2 separate regions of the Mus musculus genome follow, and region 1 is linked to region 2. Evidence: chromatin loops called from intact Hi-C (ENCODE). Cell type or tissue: left cerebral cortex. All regions are shown on one strand.

The links. Hi-C counts contacts between places; a loop is a spot of excess contacts. Peaks named below come from ENCODE experiments on the same cell type or tissue, not always from the same donor. Only the 100,000 strongest peaks of a DNase experiment are listed, where the experiment ranks them.
Region 1: a loop joins it to region 2, with 2.6 times the contacts of the local background. A loop is called at or near these places in 3 of 42 quality-filtered maps.

Annotation. Positions count from the first base shown.
Region 1 is chr5:5,158,685-5,161,184 of GRCm38, reverse strand. The region is part of intron 5 of Cdk14 (cyclin-dependent kinase 14); the gene reads left to right. Among named protein-coding and RNA genes, the nearest start is that of Gm30151, 210 kb to the left of the region's middle. In left cerebral cortex, no CTCF peak of the experiment used is centred here; DNase peaks (open chromatin) are centred at 1,258 and 1,451.
Region 2 is chr5:4,992,313-4,994,812 of GRCm38, reverse strand. The region is part of intron 10 of Cdk14 (cyclin-dependent kinase 14); the gene reads left to right. Among named protein-coding and RNA genes, the nearest start is that of Fzd1, 240 kb to the right of the region's middle. In left cerebral cortex, a CTCF peak has its summit at 1,380; DNase peaks (open chromatin) are centred at 664, 1,371 and 2,141; H3K27ac peaks cover 2,091 bases.

The DNA of each region.
Region 1 (2,500 bases), 170 kb before region 2:
AGAGGGTCTTCTATCCCTGAGAGTTCCACTGACTTATAAGAAAGAGGAAATTACTTTGATGGACCACCCACTTTTGGCTGAGCTCTGGCTGTTCCATTTGTGTTCATGAAGCCTTTGTATGTCCCTTAGGTAAGGGAATACCTTAGCAAGAAAGTTTCATTAGCTTTTAGCAACAGTAGCTAAAATTCAGATACATATGACCCTATCTTTATTATACTCATCTCAGGCCAGGCATGGCGAGGCAATAGGGAAGCAGATCTCTCTGAGTTTAAGGGCAACCTGGTTTACATAGCCTTGGTCAGCTGGGCATACACAACAAGACTATGTTCCAAGATGTGACACAGCTAACTTTGTTGTATATTTGTCAGATTTTTACATTTTCTTATGTATTTTACAATAGATACTATTTTGTTCCTAGGAAACTACCATATTGCCAATAGTTAGACATCTGGTTTCTTATTCTCTATTCCCGCCAAAGGATTCCCACATGTCCTTAGTATGTGAAGGGTTTGTGCTGTTAGTTAGTGAACCATGAAAGCGATGACAGTGCTATTGTATTGCAGAAAACAGTTCGGTCCTATAGCTTGGAAAATGAAGACGACAAGGAAGGGGCTTAGGTACCCGTGACGCAGATCGGAGAAGGCCAAAGTCACGAGAAAAGGTTTCTGAAACAAAAGGATGTTGGTTTCTCAAAACCACCAGGGTATATTAGAAAAAGATCCAGAAGAACATTCACATGAATGTTCATATTTACACACGTCTGTCACACCCACACATATACACATTTGTCCATGCACATATTTACATTTACATGTTAAATGTGTACATATCCACGCTCATACACATATTCATACACATCTATGCTCACATACACACACAAATACACACACCCACATGTGTCCACTTAAACACACATGCAGTGTGTGCATAAACACACATATCTCTACATATATACAGATGACATCAGTGTTGGCAATAGTGCACAGTTCACAGTGGGTGGTAATAGCTGGTAATGAGTTCTCTGGGTAATCAAAAGATTATGTTAAAACCCAGAGCCTTACTCTAAGAAACGCTTTATCAGTCTTTCTTTTGGAGTTGGAGTTAAATAAAGACTGGATATGCAAATGAATAATTGTCTGGCGTTTCCTAATATAGTATGCCCAACAGCTCTTTCCTTGGGACACCAGCAACTTTTTTCCATTGATGCTTTTATTGGAGACATTCACACCATGGTAGAAATTCCCCATGTGGATCTGCTGGTATCAAGGCAGAACCAGTGTACTGGTGACTCAAGTGGATGGTGTTAATTGTTCAGTTCACTTATGTTATGCCCATCAGTGGAATTTGGAAGCTCCTTAAGAGTGGAAGCTAATGACAGTCATATAAATCATATGAATTTGACATTCAATAAAAAACACACCCTAGTCGCACTATTTATCTCTTAACTCTAACACTGCAGCTCACCAGTCTGTCTCCATCTGTTTTTCCCTTTAAGAATTACATATGGTTGAGTGTGACTCATGGATTTGTCACATATGGAAGCACACACACACACACACACACACACACACACACTTCACTTTTAAACAGACTGATCCATCTTCTCTAGATCACTTTTGCACTTTATCAGAAAATTGATTAATGATGTACTTAATTTAGCATTAGAATTAGTTGATGGTGTTACTGCTTATGCCTCTGAGAGTTAACTCCTTCTGGCTCAGTAGGTTAAAGTTGTGAATATTAAAGATACTGAGAGACCTCAGCATCTTGGTCCTTAGCAGAACCATGAGAGTTAGAGACTTTCGTGAATAAAGTACATCGTGGGAAGTGACTGGCCTGTTCAGTGTCAGGGTTGCAGTGGGTGCTCTGGAATCAGAACCAGACCAAGACTGTTTGGGACAAAAGCCCATTTACTAAGAAATAGGAGACTCCACCCCAATGCATGATGTCCCTAGGTCCCGCCGGCAATGACTTTTCTGCTCTGGAAGTCGACGACGTTTCCTTCCTGATTAGAAGGAAGAGAGAAATCTCTTTGTATGGATGTGGCAGGGGCCAATGCTAAGGGCCCATGTACAGGAGGCAAGTACTTTCCCACTGAGTGACAGCCCTACGACTCAGGGAGTTAAACCTTTTAAAACTTACTGTACACCTGAGTTTAATAGCCTGGATTGAACCTGAATAGCTTTTGTGTTGTTTCTGCCCCAGGTAATGAAGTTCTTGCTATGATTTATGTAGCCTAATGTAATTTTCTCCTGCTATATCCTATCACAATTTACCACTAATCCAGCGCCTTGAACACTTTTCTGGGGAAATGTTGAGGGTTTCTATTGTGTTTCTTTATAGAGATGCTGAGTTATGATTTTAGGTTTCTAGTTAAGTAGTTCCCATTGCACCTTGAAGTGCCCTTAGTTGAAGGCATACAGCAGAGCAATAATAGGCTCTACAAAGTTCAGAAAGATCTTTAAAAATTAGTAAAGGCCTTTAGTTGCTAATTTCATAT
Region 2 (2,500 bases):
TTACTTAAGGATGTGGCCGAGAGGTTGCTTGGAGAGTTTTGTCCAGAGTCCTGCAAAATAATATAAGATCATGATAAGAGAAAATTATTCAAAGAAAATTGTTCAAAGAAAATTCCTCGAGATTGTCTGCCTAAAAGAGAAAATAGAAAATGGTTTTAAGTAAACTTTCACATAGGATTCAGAACGTCAAATTATGTTAACAGCCTTTAATAACTTTTACATTGCACTTTGATTAAGATATCAAACAGATTCTTCCGACTACAACCCATCAGAATGTGTGACAGTTAGCTAAAGCAGGCTTTGAAGTATTTTACAGCATTAAAAGCTTACACTGGGAAATGGAGAAGTTTGACATCAATGATTTATGTGTTTATTCTATGAAGTAGGAGAATAGAAGTGAATTAAATCAAAGGCAATGGGAAAGAAAACAATAATAAATGTCAAAGAAGAGATATGCAATTGAAAGCAAAACTAATTGAAAACATCAACAAAGTCAAGCGCGATCAACACCTAGATCCATGATGGAGACAACAGATGAGAGGTATTCACAGAGCTGGGACAGGAGAGGCAAAGGGCTGGTTGGGAGGCGGGAGCTTGACCAGAGCTGGACCACAACTGCAGGTCAGAGACTGGAGGCTAAGAGTCACAAGCCTGTGTCCTTGGCTGGCTTCTGGAAGATGGAGAAGCACGTGATGCTGGAGAGGCCTACAGTGCTGGAAATGGAACATTATTGGGTGGCCAGTGCACTGCTATGGTCTCCTGACCAAACTCCTTTCTCCTCTAGGGTACCTTACACATCTTTTACCTAGTAAAGCTGATAGCTGTCTTCTTCTGGAAAGAGGGAAGTGTAACAGGGAGATGCTTGGAGCTTAATAGTGTTGCACTGAAAGCAGAGATAGTTTGTACTATATATATATATATATATAATGTAATAATATATATATAATATATATATTAGTTTTATGAATTTTCGCTGAAAATTTCAAAAGCTTTTTCTTATTCAAACGCACAAGAATACGTATAATGTTATTATTGACTAACAGGTGACAAAACCGGGCTTACATAGCATGGTTTAATGGTGGCAATTATGTGTCTGGAATGATTACAACTCCAGTTCCATGGACTTGCAGTCAGGGAGCCATGGAATATAAAAATTCCAACTGAATTTGTTGCACTTGGATGCAGTGACACATTTTGGCAGAACTTGAAGGTTTAGGATTTCACATTCCAGGGTGTGGCTACAGTACCATTCTGACACAGAATTAGCATCTCTAATTAATGTTATATAAAACAGAGGCCAGGGAGGCAGAGCCATCAGGGATTGTTCCTTGTAAGGCAAATAGTATTTTTAGGACCAGCGTGCATTTTTCTTTTCGTCCACATGGCACTCAACAGATGGTGATGTGGGCGGCTGTGGTTTAAGATCTGAAGTAGTTCATAAAGACATCCAGTCTTATCCTTGTCTGTCCTAGAGGCAGTGATGGCTACAGACTGATCCAGACATCTCTACCCAAGATCGTGCCAGCAATCCCTGTGGGTGGACCCTGCTGGACCCTGCAGACAGGCAGTGCCCTGAACAGCAGGATGGCTGGAGACAGCTTGTTTCTGCCTGCTGGCAGTGCTCAGAATAGGCATAGCCAGGCCGATTTCATTATGAAAAAGAACTTTTTCTTCCCATGGCATTCCTTAATTCTTAAAAATAAATCCTGAGGCTGAAATCATCTTTCTCCAGAAGTTCCCTTTGGATTATTCTTAATATTTCATTCCACCTGCTGTATAAGCTGTGTCTGTCCAGAGTCTTGGACTCTAGCAGGAAGGGCAAAGGAGTAACGAGGAGCAGGCCTTAGCATGTGCTTTTGTTTATATTCCACAGAAAGCACACGAGCCCCTTGACATGAATCCCTTACTACCAACACTTGTATCACCAGTTTCACTTTCTTCATTTGGTCATATCCCATCATTGTTATTACTTTTTCTCTAAATCAATAAACGGTTCCACTTACACTCATTTGATCCTCTCTTGTCTTTTGATGCTTGCTTGTGTTTGTAGCCTTGCTATGTAGACCAGGCCAAGCTCAAACTCGTGACAGTGCTGCGTGATCCTCCAGCCTCAGCCTTCTGAGAGGTGGGATTTCAGGCACTCAACACCATGCCTGCAGATCTTCTCTTCTCTTATGACTTCCTAAATTAAAAAGCATTCCACATCCCAGTAGATTTCAGAAGTGTGTATATTGAGAAGCCAAGCTTGGTCAGCGTTTTACTGTAATTCTTAGGAGCTCCGATAGAAAGCCCATGCGTGTCCTTGCTCTCATCCCAGGCAGTCAGGCCCTGAAGAGCGTACATTTGAGGGTAGTATCTGTGCTGATTTCCAGAGGTGCAGTGAGCATTATTTCAGCTTGTTTTCTTTTTTTTTCCCCACATATTTCAGTCATGGATGGTTTTCTTACTCATTTCATATAAACCTTCAAATTTTGTTTTAGAAGCTATGTGTCAATCCAGT